Linked DNA regions of Homo sapiens: region 2 is linked to region 1. A link is a contact called in ENCODE Hi-C or POLR2A ChIA-PET data. All regions are on one chromosome and are shown on one strand. Each heading gives the region's core, a stretch centred on a gene start or an enhancer-like site at or near the end of the contact. The rest is flanking DNA. Distances are from core to core; before and after follow the strand shown. Region 1 holds the start of RPP30 (ribonuclease P/MRP subunit p30). Region 2 holds the start of FRA10AC1 (FRA10A associated CGG repeat 1).

Region 1 (7,740 bases), core at 3,262-5,761:
TTATTCAATCAGTTACTTTTGGCTGAGTACCACCTACTTTGTGCCAGCTCTGGATATACCCTCAACACCCTAGATCTCTGTCTCATGTATGTTCCTCTTCCACTTCCATGTGTCAAAATTTAATTCAAGCATTACTCCCTCAAGGAAACTGCCATTTTTTCCCTTCAGATCTCCCAAACTTCCCTCTCAATCTGGGAGATAAATCTCTGCTTTGTGCTCCCAATACATCTGGCTAAATCATTTTATAATATGGTTTTCTTGCCTGGCTCCCCCTCGGCCTTAAGCTGCAAGAGGACAGGGGTTGGGTGGAGCATTTTTCAGTTCACTCAGGAGGGGTGAATGGAATAAACTTAGGATAAGGCCAAAGACTAATCAAGCACACACCCAAGCCCACACACAGCCCAGAAAAGAGAGCTCTTCTGGGAGGATGAGAAGGGCTCAATGATTGCGTTGGATGTGAAAAACCATCCTCTTTTTCTAGGCTTCCCGCAGAAGAAGAAATGACTCAAGAGCCATCCTATCTGAGCCCAGGACTTCTCCTTGATATAATGGGAATAACAATATCTCTCTCATTGGCTATTGTAAGGATCAAATCAGATAACTGATGTAAAATGCTTATCATAATTATACAGTACTTTTTTTTTTTTTTTGAGACGGAGTTTCACTCTTGTTGCCCAGGCTGGAGTGTAATGGTGCAATCTCTGCTCACTGTAACCTCTGCCTCCCAGGTTCAAGAAATTCTACTGCCTCAGCCTCCCAAGTAGCTAGGATTTTTAAGAGACAGGTCTCATTCTGTCACCCACACCAGGGTGCAGTGGTGCAATCCATAGCTCATTGTATAATAACATGGAACTCCTGGGCTCAAGGGATCCTCCCACCTCAGCCTCCCCAGTAATTCAGACTACAGGTGTGTGCCACCACTTCTGGCTAATTTATTTTTTGTAGAGACAGGGTCTCACTTTGTTGCCCACGCTAGTCGTGAATTGGCTTCAAGTGATTCTCCTGCCTCAGCCTCCCAAAGTGCTGGGATTACAGGTGTGAGCCACTGCTACCAGTCTTAAACAGTACTATTATCTTCCAGTCAGAAATTTCTATGGTCTTCTTCAAGGTGCAGATACTTGTTGCCACAGCCATCCCTTCAGGCCAACTTCTGACCCCTCTTCCCTGTTCATCTCCCCTATTCTGTCTTGTCTTTTTCTTCTCTCCACTTCTCTCTCCCCTCTTCCACTTCTTTCCTTTCCTTCCTTCTCCCTTCCTACTTCTCCTTTCCTCTACTCTCCTTCTCTCCTCTCTGGTCTCCCTTCTCTTCTTTTCTCTTCTTCTCCTCCTCCCTCCCAAACAACTCTAGTCTCTGCTTGCTTTGCTCAGGAAGCAGTACACTAGGCAAGAACTGAAACAAATTGCCTCCATCCACATGTAGTTCTACCACTAATAATGCCTTAGTTTTCTCAGATATAAAAAATGGATATTGATTTTAAAAACAAAATAACAAAAAGTAAAAAACAGTACTTCTGCAAGTCTAGATCTGAAAACAGTAATAAAACAAAAATAAAAAACAGCATTTAACACACAGCTGCTTTGAAAATAAGATACATACATAAGTACTTAGCAAATTCGCTGGCCCTCAGTATAGTGCTAAATACTGATTGTTATCTATTCCTATTCTTTCTTACCTCTTCTCTTCCTCTTCACCCAGGCTTAGGGTGCAGAGAAGAAAAGAAGTTTATATGGTACAGTCCACAGCAAAAGTTCTGTGACTTTCAAAGAAGCCCACTTTAGTCTCATACTAGCATCAGATAATTAAACAGTCTCCTAGCCACAGCAATTAGGCAAGAAAAAGAAATAAAAGACATCCAAATTGGAAAGGAGGAACTCAAATCATTACTGTTTGCAGACAACATGATCTTATACATGGAAAACCCTAAAGGCTCCCCCAAAAAAACTCCACCATTTAAAACTAGCAAGTAAATTCAGTGAAGTTGCAGGATACAAAATTGACATACAAAAAAACAGTAGCATTCTGTATGCTAATAGGGAACTATCTAAAAAGATCAAGAAAACAATTCCATTTACAATAGCTACAAAAAAAGATACCTAGGAATAAACTTAACCAAGAAGGTGAAAGATCTGTACAATAAAAAAAATTAAGGAAATAAAGATGACACAAATAAGTGAAAAGATATCCCATGTTCATGAACTGAAATAATATTGTTGAAGTAGACATACTATCCAGAACGATCTACAGATTCCATGCAATCCCTATGAAAATACCAATGACATTCCTCACAGAAATATTTTTTAAAATCCTGAAGTTTGTGTGGAACCACGAAAGTCCTCAAACAGCAAGAGCAGTCCTGAGCAAAAAGAGCAAAGCTGGAGATATCACAAAGCCTGACTTAAAAATATGCTACAAAGCTATAGTACCCAAAACAGCATGGTACTGGCAGAAAAACAGACACATAGACCAATAATGTAACAGAATAGAGAGACCAAAAATAAATGCATGCACCTATAGCCAACTGATTGGTATTGAGGGAGGGATTGAGGGAGGAGGATGGGGAGAGGTTGGTCAACAGGTACAAAGTTAGATAGGAGGAATAAGTTCTGATGTTGTATTGCACACAAGGTGACTATGGTTAACAGTAAGGTATTGTTTATATATCACGAAACAGCTAGAAGAGTTTTTTTTAATGTTATCACCAAAAATGCATGAGGTGATGAATATGCTAATTACCTTGATTTGTTCATTATACAACATATACATGTATCAGAACATGAAATTGTACCCTATAAATATGTATAATTACAATGTGTCAACTAAAAATGAAAAAATAATTGAACTATCACCTTATTCACCTTCACCACACATTGGTCATATTTCTGACCAATCTAGATTGTTATGGTCATAGGTGATGATGCCTGTGTGACCCTGCAAAATTAACACTAGATATTCTCATGAAAAACAAAGCGTTTGCTTCATATGACCTTATTCTATTTGCAGAAGTAATATTCTCTTCTACTCCCACTTAGGAAATATCAAGTACTGGAAAAGGCAAAATATCTCTTCTTTACAAAAGTTAACCAAGAAGAGAATTGCATGCTACTGCATGGAACAGATCCTTCCTCCCTTCTGAGACCGACAAGAAAATCGCATAAAGGAGTACTAGTTAAGGTGTGGTCCATAGACGAGAGACTATCTGTGAACTGTTTGTGATCAGTAAATAAGAGAAATTGATGGGTGAAGCATGTGGGTGGGCTCCTGTAATCACAGCTAGGAGAGAGGATTGCTTGCGTTAGAGTCCATCCTGGTCAATAACGAGATACTCTCTCTAAAAACAAAACAAAACGAAACGAAAACTCAGCAGGCCACCAACTAGGATACTCCCTAGGTCAAATGACCGAGCCTCTAATTCTGTGATTGTTGTTGCTGTGCGCACGTTAATAAAACAAACAAACAAACAAAAAGTGAAGATGTTTAGAAAGTTTACAGTACTTTGGCATTGTCCTGATAATCCAAGCTCCTGATCAGCAGATTCTATTCAGCCAGGTATAGGGCAGTTCGAGTGTTGTCAAATTTGTGATTCCCATGAGGCCAGGCTGCTTACTGGTAATGCATAAAGGACCACATCCTGGTTCGCGAAGAGTTTGGGGGTAGAGGAAAAGGAGGGAGAAACTGATCCTTCATCACAGGTAGTTTGAGAGCACTGATGTAAACTATAGTCACACTTTTGTAGTATAATTGATTATTATCCTCAATAGATCATTTACACTAAGTCGGAAAAAAGTGGAAACATCAGATATGTGGGATATGCGTCACCTTGTACATTTCTCAGCTGGAAAAGTGTAAAACATCTCAATTTTGCACCTCCCTTTTCAAACATGTCTTTGGCTAAATCAATGTTGGCTCTAACCGCTCGTCCTAGAGCGAGTCCCGCCATCTTGTGGTTGAAGATGTTGACTGCCACAGAGAATAGCGGGCTTTGACATCAACAGTTCTGATTGGGTAAAAAGACCCTCGTCTTGGGGTAGTTCTCTTTTGAAGTCCTAGAGTCCGTCACACACAAACGCCTTCTTCCCGGTAAGTCCATTGTAAACAACGGAATGGACTTTAGGGAAAGGAAAGGAAAACGTGTTCTTTAAGACTCTTTAAATAGCGTTTTCACCCATTAGCAGAATTCTCTGATTCATGAGCAGCACTAAGTAGATACCGTGTGCGTGCATTTTGAATGAATTCATTTCTACACTATTTTATAGGAGTATTGAATAGTTGGGAATTGGAACCCCTCCAGGGGGAACCAAACATTGTCGTTCAGAAGAAGACAAAGAGAGATTGAAATGAAGCTGTTGATTTCAACACACAAATTCTGGTGGTAGATGAAAGCAAAGCAAGTAAGTTTCTCCGAATCCCTAGTCAACTGGAGGTAGAGACGGACTGCGCAGGTTAACTACAGCTCCCAGCATGCCTGAGGGGCGGGCTCAGCGGCTGCGCAGACTGGCGCGCGCGGACGGTCATGGGACTTCAGCATGGCGGTGTTTGCAGATTTGGACCTGCGAGCGGGTTCTGACCTGAAGGCTCTGCGCGGACTTGTGGAGACAGCCGCTCACCGTGAGTTGCCCCGGCTTCGCGCCTGGCCAACCTCATGCCACCCAGACCATCGGGCCACACTCCGGAGTAACTATTTCCTGATGGGTCTCGGTCAGGTCTCCCAGAGTCTCTGGGATGTCCCTGGAGGCTGATGCCCGCCGAGGTGTTGGTCTGATTCCTAGCGCGGGAAACTCGAAGGTTCTGGGGGTTGTTATCTGGTTCAGCTACTTTCCTGCAATGAGGGAACTGAGGCCTAACGAGGGCGAGGGATTTGCATAGGGGCCTACAGCTGATAGGTGACAGAAGCCGGAGCTGGACTCCAAGGGTACAATCTTCTAAGCTTCTAAGTTACTATCAGCCCTTCCTGATTCTCACGACAGTGTCTAAACAAATACTGGAATTTGGGGCACGGACAGGAAGCGCCGTGGAGGCTCGGAGAAGGAGGAGGACGTGGGAGTGTTGGAACAATACTATCTAGACAGAGAGAGGGTAGGTGGGGGCAGAGGACATACACAGCGGAGTGGAGGTGGAGGAGGAGGATAGCATGGCCCAAATCGAAGGGAAGCGAAAGCCTTGAGAGACGAGAACCTGTTTTAACTATTGGAGTTAGTCATGGGTTCTGTATTCCGTAGACTGTAAAGTGTTGGAATAGAGAGATTAAAAAGAATCAAGAGGTTCGTGTAGTAACATCTGCTCCTCAGAGACAGTTTTCAGCTCATTGTGAGTTCTGATTACTGATACTGTTCAGAGGTGGTGCTAGAAATGACAACCACTTCTTGGCAAAGTGAATCACACCACTTTTTTATTGTTCTCTTTATGAAGTATCCGTGGCGAAATGACTGTCCCTTTCCACTGCTGCCACTAAATGAACGTTATCTCTGTGGTACTTTGCTCATCAGCACGAAGACGAAAGTAGACATGATGATCTGGGCCATTTGGCGCTAATGTTCTTTGATCCTGTAAAATAAGTTTTCCTAGGTGTAGTTTGTCGCAATTATTACCTCCTCAATGAGGCTTTTCCTGACGCCATCCCATTTTTGAATAAATCATGAGCTTCCTAAGAGAATTGCCATGTCTTATCCTTTTATTTACTGTGCTTAACACGTTCACTCTGCAGGCACCAGTACATGGCAGTTACTCAGTTAATGCTTGTGGAATAAACTGAACACATTAAAAAAATTAATACAAAAAAGAAAAGTTAATAATGATTTCTTTAGAGAATTTCCCCCAGTTTAAAATACACTTGGAAGAGGTGTGGTAATATATGTACATTGTTAGTGGTTATTTGTTTGTAAATTAAATGGAATTCATGGCATATAAAGTTGCCTCAACTTACAAGTCAAAGACAAAGGACTGCTCTGCTATTTGATGAGTCTGGAACTAAATAGTGGACATTTGCAAAGAATAGGAAAGACAGAGCCCTGGTTCTCAGTTTCTGATGTGATACAAGAAACCAATAATAAGCTTCAGAAATATACTGTGTAAATTAAAATACCCTAAAGCCTGATTGGGGAAGTAAGTACTCCTAAGCTGCCAGATGAGGAGTAGTCTAGGAAAAAGTTTTGTGGAGAAACAGATCCTAGTTGACATTTCTGTAGAACGGTAGGGACATTGTTTAGTAGCCAAAAGGATATCCTAAATGGGTATAACAAGGAAGTTTAGAGCAGATTTGGGAGTGTGGTAAAGAAGAATAGGGAGGAGGTGTGGCTGGTTGATTTGACTAACTGGGTGCAAGGTGAAGCCCAAGGTACAGGCATACTTGTGATTTTTTTTTTGTTTTTAAGGGTAACTTTCTTCAGGGAGCCTTTTGTGACCCCTACACCAGGTTTCACTGTGCTATGTACTTCCATAGAATCCTTACTTATAAAAAACATGTATTTATATACAATGACTTGCTTAATTGCCTTATTTGCCTTCGTTCTCCAACAGACTAGGCTGTAAATTTCTTGTGGAGAAGGATTATATTATTTATCCTGTATGCTCAACACCAGTTTAGGGCTTGTCAAGTAATGGATGCTCAGTAAATATTTGAGGGAGGAAGGGAAGAAGGAAGTTGGACAAACTGTTGAGAGTTTGGCATTGATATGTATTTTAATGTTAATATCCTTTCATCCCCATTGGTATTTTTAAAAATTAAAGATGGGAGTCATGATTTAGATTTTTTTTTGGTAGCCCAAATGTCCAGAACAGTGCTAACTGATGAGGATAATAAAGCAAGCCCTTGACCTCAAGGAGCTCCCAGTCTGTCGATGGTGTGCAGCTTAAAATGGGAAGCGGGCAGTGGTGTGAGGGAGTTATCACTCCATTTCTCCTTAGGAAAGGAGTCTCTGAAGGAAGTAGAAGGATAAAAAGCAAAAGAAATGAACGGGAATAAAAGTGACAGTGATAAAGTAGGAACTTGATGGGATAAAAATGAATATAGGGTCATGAAAGAGAATGACATTTGAAAAGGAGAAGCACAAAGTTAAGAGTCTTTAGTATCATTTTAATAATAATTCATAATGGTTAAACAAAGACCTGTGTGCCAGGCACTGTTCTCAAACACCTCATGTGTATTATTTCATTTAAATTTCATGACAGTGTATGAAGAAAGTGTTGTTATTTTCACCATTTGACAGATGAGGAACCTGAAACTTCATGTTAAGTAACTTGTAAGTGGTAGTGCATAGACTTTAAATCAGGCAGACTGACACTAGAGTTCACATTCATAACCACTCCTCAAATGTCCTCCTACTCTTGACATCTAGACTCAGGATGGACCTGTGTTACAGGAAGGAGAGGTTGTTATATTTAACAAAAGTGTTCAATTTTTCTTTTTCAGTTGGCTATTCAGTTGTTGCTATCAATCATATCGTTGACTTTAAGGAAAAGAAACAGGTAAAATAATATTTCTAAAGTTAATAAGTTCATAAATAAGTATTTGTAATTCTGTTTGTATTGGTAATTTGGAAGCTACAGATTAGAATATTTCTTAAATGCACCCCTTTGTGCACTACTACTTTTCTATTTTATATAGAAACAGTCGAGCTGATGCATATTTATACAATGATGATTTTTGTGAGGTAATATGACATAGTGTTCAGGATTCTTAAAGGTGATTTGAAATTAAGTTACTTTTCACTGTTCAAAAAGTGCATTGTTATTGGCTGGACTGT
Region 2 (7,740 bases), core at 3,890-6,389, 2.8 Mb after region 1:
ATCACAGCAATAAATACCCAAAAATACTTCAGTTTTTGCTTGGTATCTCTTAAATTCTCCAATATTCTCAACAGCAGTATGGATGGCCAGCGTAGCAGTTAGTGTCATCAGCCAGTCTTATTAAAAAACTGAGTTGACAAATGGCTATAACCAGGAAGCAGGGTTTATCTTAAAGATAGCTTTAAGTCATGCCTAAAAATTAAAGCCATGGCAGGCCTGAGGACAGTCCACAGGCAGGCCTCATTTTATTTTTATTTTTTCCTTAGATCCAGGGACAGACTGGATAGACCTAATTTTAAATACAAGTTTTATAGAGACCTTAAATAGCAAAGAACCAGGTAGGAAGAGAATAAATTAAAATGAGACTAAAGATAAGTATAGGAAAAGGAAATGTTGAAAGCTTGAAAAAACAATTTGGAAAATATATTTGCAGATTCATGTACTTTATAAACCTATTTATAGAGTACTAGTAATATGTTTTATTATTTTTGTCTCTAAATCTTTCCTATATATTAGTAAAAGAGAATTGTACCCAAAAGTATAAATGGCAAAATCCTACATCACTAAATACTTATCTTTAAAAATAAAAAAGCCTATTTGACTTCACAAGATTTTATAAAACAAAAAAGCAGATTTTAAAATATTCTACTAGTTATAAAAATCTGGAAATAAAAAAAGGATACAGCATCCATAGCTATGAGATGAAACCTTCTATTTCTTGCTTCTTCCCTGTTAAAACAAATTTTTTTAAGAAAATTCAAAATGTTTATATTCAAATTAACATAATCAAATCCCCTAATCCGAAGCAACTTAAACCAAGAAATAGAATTGACACTGAAATACCATACCTATCCAGCAATTCTGCTGCAACTTGTTTATGGGCCACCTTTCCATGTTTTTCTTTCTGAAATGGTTTTTGGAGCAGTAAGTCATCTTCAACTGTCCTGATATATTAAGAAGAAAATAAGAGTTCACTTTTTTCAAAGGTTATTTTCTAATTCTTTATATTTTCATAACTGGAATATACTTTAAAGAATGTAAGTCTTAACTTTAAGAAGACTCACTGATCTTTAATGAGATATTTTACATTTCCTTAAATAGCTTAATTAATACCTTAACATTATTTTAATACCTATAACACGGGGAAGATGAAACTAACAAAAGCATGGACTCTAGTGTCATATCACCTAGCTTCCTGATTCAAATCCTAATTCTGTCAATTACTACCTTAATCTTAATAAGATTCAATTATTTATCTCTTTGTTTCTTCATTTCTCTATCTGTAACATAGTGATAAGGAAGTTTTTGGTAATTAATGATACACAAAAAGCAAGGCTGATTATAGAGAACACAAACCACAGATCCAGCTCGCCCAACCCATGGGCCTCATGTGGCCCAGGATGGCTTTGAATGTGGCCCAACACAAATTTGTAAACTTTCTTAAAACATTAAGACACTTTTTCACATTTTTTTAAACCTCATTGGCTATCATTAGTGTATTTTACGCAGGCCCAGCACTGCTTCAGGCCAACAATGTGAACCAACAGATTCACAATTGTGTGTGCTCCACTGTAGTACGTGGCCCAAGACAATTCTTCTTCCGATGTGGCCCAGGAAAGCCAAAAGACTGGACACCCTGCCATAGACTGTCAGCCCTAGTTATAGTGATGAATATAATCCTGGAGCAGAGTATCCAACTAGATTTGCTCAAATTCTATTCTTACAAAGTAGTATTTTTGAATGAAAAATCTAGAAAATGTAAAGCATCAAAAATGTAATTTATTATAATTAGTACTATCCTTTATTGCAGAGACTGAGTATCCTATAAAAATGTTCAGAACCTGTTAGTATGCCTAATATATTGCTCTCAGTGTGAAATAATAAGCCAATTTCTATACATTTGCTTAAAAAAATCAGTCAACAGCCGTGTAAGTTTGGTTAGTATACATCAGTCAACCACTCCTGAGTCAAAGTATAAAACTGAGTTTCTATGCACTGAAAGCTAAGAACAATGCTCCTACGCACAGCAGCTCCACCAAGACGTATCCTGCTTATAACGCACAGGCTTTATGTGCTAAGAGTTTTTGTCTCTTGCAATTCAAAAAAACCTTCCTTGAGTTTCTTCCCGTGACCTTAGTCTGCTCATTCACGTATGCGTAAGAACTGTGCTGCATTATACTTTCATCCTCCATATTAACTTCACTTTGAAGGCAAGTAATGGCAAGAGACCACCATTCAAGCCCCTTCTGAGCTACAACATTTACAAATAAACAGTCCTTGACAGTTGAATGAAAAATATATGTAATGAAAAGGTTTCACTGATTTCTGAAAAGATTCCAGAAATCTGAAACTCTTCTTTCCCTTTCAATAAACCCCTTTGCAGAATTAATTTTTATTTTTCCCACAATTGTTCTCCAATTTTTAATCAATGTATTAGCTTAATGAACAAAAATTCATTCACTAGAGCAATTGTCTTCACATGTAAACAGAATTCAAAAATTTCACTCTTGTTTATTTATACTTCATATTAATCTAGAAAGGATGTGAAAAATAGATCAATAAAAAAAAATTACTTACCTTTTTTTCCTTTTGCTGGATTCTCCACAGCGTTCATCATCACTAAAATCAGAATCATAGCCTCCATGACCATGCATCTGTAAAGGAGTACAAAGTCAGCTATTTAGAATCTATGTTGCCAATTGTCCAGGAAACAATAATTCAAAAATAAGTTATCTTAAACAGCCACAATAGTTTTAAAGGATCATTGTGGGCAGATTCCTATTCACAGGCCATCTAGCCATCTAAAACTTTCATTCGCTTTTAAATAAGAGACATACCTTTCAGGAAATGCATCAACATTTTTCACCCTTAATTATCATTAGGTGAACAAAGAAGGCTACTCTTTGATCTTTTCACTGAAAAACCAGGCCTAAAAGCTGCAGTGACTGCTTACAAGGTTTAGCAATCCTTCACTTTTGATTCAGAGTAGTAATAATCACTGTGTGTTTATCACCAACTTTGTTCTAGACATTGTGTTAAATACTTTACAAACAACACTTCTAATTCTGCAAGTTAGAAAGTTATCTTCATTTAGGAATGAAGTAATCAAAGTTAAGTAAATCTATTTACAAATCCAGTAAGTGGCTAATCTGCTGTACTTGATTCCTGCGCCCACAATTTCAATTACTCCAAATTTCCTCTCTGGAATATGATTTACTATATTCCAGGAGAATTACAGTATTTGTGAACAGTACATCATCAATTGATGAAAATTTTCCTGTAATCTTTTTCAATATATGTAGAGATTTCCATTTTCTTTTGAGTTTCTTTAAGGTAAACCACCTTGCCCTTTGGATTAGTCAGCTTTCTCTTGTTTCATTTTATTTATCCAGTTATTTTTGGAGAGTCTCGCTCTATTGCTCAGGCTGGAGTGCTGTGGCGCCTTGATGGCTCACATCCTCAACCTCCTGGGCTCAATCAATCCTCCCACCTCAGCCTCTCCAAGTAGCTGAGACTACAGGAGTGCATAATCACACCTGGCAAACTTAAAAAAATTTTTTTTTTGTAGATAAGGGGTTTCGCCATGTTGCCCACGCCGGTCTCAAACTCCTGGGCTTGAGCAATCCGTCCACCTCAGCATCCCAAAATGCTGGGACTTCATTTTAGAACTGAAATTCTTAGAAATGCTGGAAGACCTCAGTTGCCACTCAATTGTATTGGAAGAAGCTCCTAGTTCCAGCTTTGCACTGAATTTGGAACACACACTAAGAAGGAAGGATGGACTATTTGATGTCATACATAACTAATTTACATGGCTGGAAGGAACAGTCCAGGTTAAATGATATATCAAATTGTTAAAACTAATATAACGACAGCAAGTGCAGCTGGAAAAAGAGGAAAGAACTCTCTAAACTTCATTGCATTGGATCTAGGGTAAACGACATGTTTCTAGTCCTGGCTACCTTGAATAAGTCATTTCATCTCCCTGGACTTCATCTATTAAATAAGATAGCTACATGAAATAATCTTTAAGTTGTTTAAATCTTTAAATAACCTTTAAAGTCTGTAATTCCATTTTCAAACATAGGTGTGTGGGTATATACCTCTCTTCTCTGCCCCACTAAAATCCTAGATAGGAAGATGCTAGTTAAGGTTGGAGATGAAGGTTTGAAAGCCCGAGTTCCAACTCTACCCTCCCTTACATCTGTTATTGCCTTACACACCTGGATTTTACACCCTTTTTTAGGTCAACTCCAGCTGTCTTACCACATCTGTTCAAGCCATATTGTCCTCTCACTCTTTGTCCTATGTCCTCACGTTCTTTACATCTTGATGGGGGACAGCTGTAGTGTGTTTAGAGATATATTCTAGGATCAGCCTACTAGATTTCACTGCTTGGCTCTGCACTTTCCATTTGTCTTTCTTTGGGCCTGTTCCTTAACCTCTCCAAGCCTCAGTGTCCTCATTTATAAAAAGAGGCTAGTAAGATGGCTGACCTCATACGAATGGAGATTAAAAGAGTTGCCTCATCTAAAGGGTTTTAACGGTGTCTTGTACAGTGAAACCCAGTAAATGTTACATCATCATCATCATCTTTTCCCTCGCCCCAGGACACGACTTCCTATTCTTGCTCCCACTCTCCCATTTCTTTATTCGCTGGCCGCTCCATCCGACCCATACCTATCTTAACTCACTGGTTGAACTAAAAAGCTCTCACTCACTTCAGGCCTACGAATCAACTGACAAGAGCGGGGAGAAACTCAAAAACGGAGATGCCAGGTGTCTCCAGAATCTGTCATCCAAAAAAAAAAAAACCAAACCAAAACAAAAAAAAACCCGACGATCAGCTAGTACTATATGAAAAACAAGTTTTGAGGTCCTTCTCCCTGATGCCAAATATACCCACAGCCCTCCTCACACACCCTTTCCCTTCCTCCCTGTGTGCCAAGTTCGCCCCCGGAGTCGTCGTTTCCTTCTTTCCCGGCAGCTGCAGCGACGACCCACGGCCTGAGAGAGCCGCTGCAGCACAGGTCCCGTGCGCCCTGCCGCACAGCCTCGCCACAACCACCACCGCCGCCGCCGCCGCCGCCGCCGCCCGCAACCCGCCTCTCCCTACGGGTCCCGACTGGGCACCACTTCCGGTCCGACACGGCCACGTGTTACATCTAAATGGCACCGTCCCCCGAGTGCGCCGACCTTGTGCTACAGCCAGAACAGCTCCGGGAAACAAGGGCAGCGGGAGAAACGGCCCGGAAAGGGACGAAGAGGCTTCCAGCTTTCGCCAAGTCGCGGCTCCCAGTTTTTCCCTGGGCCTCCTTCCTTTCCCCTCTAGGGAATCCGGCATCTAGTACCGCTGGCACTGCTTGCTGCTTAGCCCACGCCTCTCATTTGAAAATATATTTTGTTTTACCGTGCCTATCACCTGCCGTCCTCTCTCTAGTAACCTTAGTAACGCCTCCTCGGAGGATCCTCTCAGAGCAGCTCATCAGCGCTTCAGATCAGCCTCTCCCTCCTTCCCCCAGTAAAACAGTTCTCATAATTAGAACAAAAATATCTCTCCATCGTTTCGCCACCCACACAATAGATACCATTCCAAAAGCAGTGCTGATGGCAGAAGAGCTCATCGAATTTGTGAGGAAAGAAAGAATAGGAGGAGAGATTTCTCAGGGTTGAGGATTCTCTGCCGACAAGCGACCTGGCACATGCGAAAAGGGATCCAAAATAGAATCTTAAAAAGAAGAAGAAAAAAGGCAGGAAAAGTTGGATTATTTTAAGCGCCACTAGGTTCTTCCTGTGCTTTGCGTTTTCTACATCACGACGCCCCACTCTTTCCACTCTAGTTGTTTGGTTCATGTCTTGTCTCTCGCTGGCATTAGCAGCTATTCATTTTTTGCTTCCTCCTCAGTACCCAAAACGGTGCCTTGGAAATCACAAGTGCTAATTAAATATTTGTTGAATTGAACTGGCACGCTTCTGGCGTTTACAGTGGGCCCTTTTTAGAGAAAACCTTGGCACTTAATGCACAGTCATTTTACATCTTTTGCCCTAAACAGTAGATAACGATATCCTTATCAGTTCAAGTCTCTAACCCTGACAATAAATTATAGATACATTCTGCTTTATCCATTGCACTGAATGTGATCTTAAAAGGCTATAAGATAAATTAAATTATTGTAAATTAACTTATTCCAAAATGCAATCAGATTATACTTCAATAAAAACTTTTACTAAAAAAAGTGAAAGCAATAGGAAGCCTTACAATTTGACGTTATAGTATATGGAATTATTTTGTCAAGCAGTTTCTTTTTTGGTAAATATATTAAATATATAATTATTTTATTGTTAATAAAACTAAACAGACCTATACCTCATATCCAATTTCCTTTCTATCCATATTTGACATTTATTAGCATTTTTCTACCATCCCTAGCATCTTCTTGTTTGTTGCTTCATTTTACTCTTCCAACAACCCTGTGCTGCTGTGTTATTAGCCTCATTTTACACATAAGGAAGAGAGGCACAGAACCTAAAGCCACAAACCTGGTGAGGGTCGAGAACTGGGTAGTACTTGTGTCTGTCTCTCTATAAGACCCAGTTTCTCTCTCTCTCTTTCTCTCTTTTCTCTCTCTCTCTCTGTCTCTCTCTCCCCCACTTCATGGATTGTGTGGGAAGTAGCTTCTGGTTCCAACATTTCTAAGAATTTCAGATCTGTTGCTACCAGTCCATTCAGGCAAAGATTTCCATTTTTTACTTTGAGACAGCAGTTACTGAAAAAGAGTAAATAGAAAATATATATTAGGCATAGATTGCATGATCTGAACTAGAAATAATACAGGATAGAAAACCCACCTGCTTAGGAAATCTCAAGTTAACAATTATAGCTCAACAACAATAAAAAACACAAACATTTATTCAGTGCCTACTCTGGGCAGGACACTGCCCTAGACATCAGGGTTACAGGTATGTAACAGCAACTCCTTATCCTTGAAGGTTGACTAGTAAGACAGACAATGTGTGGAATAACTACAACAATATATTCTATCATATACCAAGTGTCTAGTACATGCATGAACCTGTTGTTCCTAATTTATAAAATATGTTATTTCAATGGATATGAAAATTTAAATGTGCACCAATGCTATGTAACTCAAAGCAACAAAATACTATATTAAGTATGTGGTCAGGATGAGGGAAGTTGGGTGATGATGGTGGTGATAATACCAAGTAATAATTCTGATATAAACTATGACTGTGCATTCTTTTTTATTCAAGACCGAGTCTCACTCTGTCACCCAGGCTGGAGTGTAGTGGCGTGATCTCAGCTCACTCCAACCCCTGCCTCCTGGGTTCGAGCAATTCTCCTGTCTCAGCCTCCCGAGTAGCTGGGACTAGAGGCGCACACTACGCCCGGCTAATTTTTGTATTTTTTTACTAGAGATGGGGTTTCACCATGTTGGTCAGGCTGGTCTCGAACTCCTGACCTCAGGTGATCCACCCACCTTGGTCTCCCAAAGTGCTGGACTTACAGGCGTAAGCCACCGCGCCCAACAAATGTGCATTCTTTCTTTTCTTTTCTTTTTTTTTTTTTTGAGACAGGGTCTCACTTCATCACCCAGGCTGAAGTATAGTGGTGCCATCTCAGCTCAACCTCCACCTCCCGGGTTCAAGCCATTCTCCTGCTTCAGCCTTCCCAGTAGCTGGGACTACAGGTGTGAGCCACCATGCCTGGCTAATTTTTGT

What was found. A loop is a pair of places that touch in the nucleus more often than their neighbours do. ChIA-PET counts read pairs that join two places held with the same protein, here RNA polymerase II (POLR2A). Pooled maps may share reads with other maps.
Region 2: a loop to region 1 is called in a map of naive thymus-derived CD4-positive, alpha-beta T cell, with 10 times the contacts of the local background. The contact joins the promoter of FRA10AC1 here to the promoter of RPP30 in region 1. A Hi-C loop is called at or near these places in 2 of 168 maps with a recorded cell type or tissue (CD4-positive, alpha-beta memory T cell and naive thymus-derived CD4-positive, alpha-beta T cell) and 12 of 50 pooled maps. POLR2A ChIA-PET finds 5 or more read pairs at or near these places in 1 of 52 experiments (activated CD8-positive, alpha-beta memory T cell).

The regions. Positions count from the first base shown.
Region 1 is chr10:90,867,463-90,875,202 of GRCh38, forward strand. It overlaps RPP30 (ribonuclease P/MRP subunit p30), which reads left to right and starts at 4,512. Exons shown (of 11, transcript NM_006413.5): 1 at 4,512-4,606; 2 at 7,407-7,462. The coding sequence starts at 4,525. RefSeq lists enhancers at 4,350-4,644, 4,363-4,632, 4,763-4,822.
Region 2 is chr10:93,697,453-93,705,192 of GRCh38, forward strand. FRA10AC1 (FRA10A associated CGG repeat 1) reads right to left here and starts at 5,140. Exons shown (of 14, transcript NM_145246.5): 1 at 4,923-5,140; 2 at 2,578-2,654; 3 at 849-944; 4 at 684-729. The coding sequence starts at 2,654. RefSeq lists an enhancer at 5,129-5,428.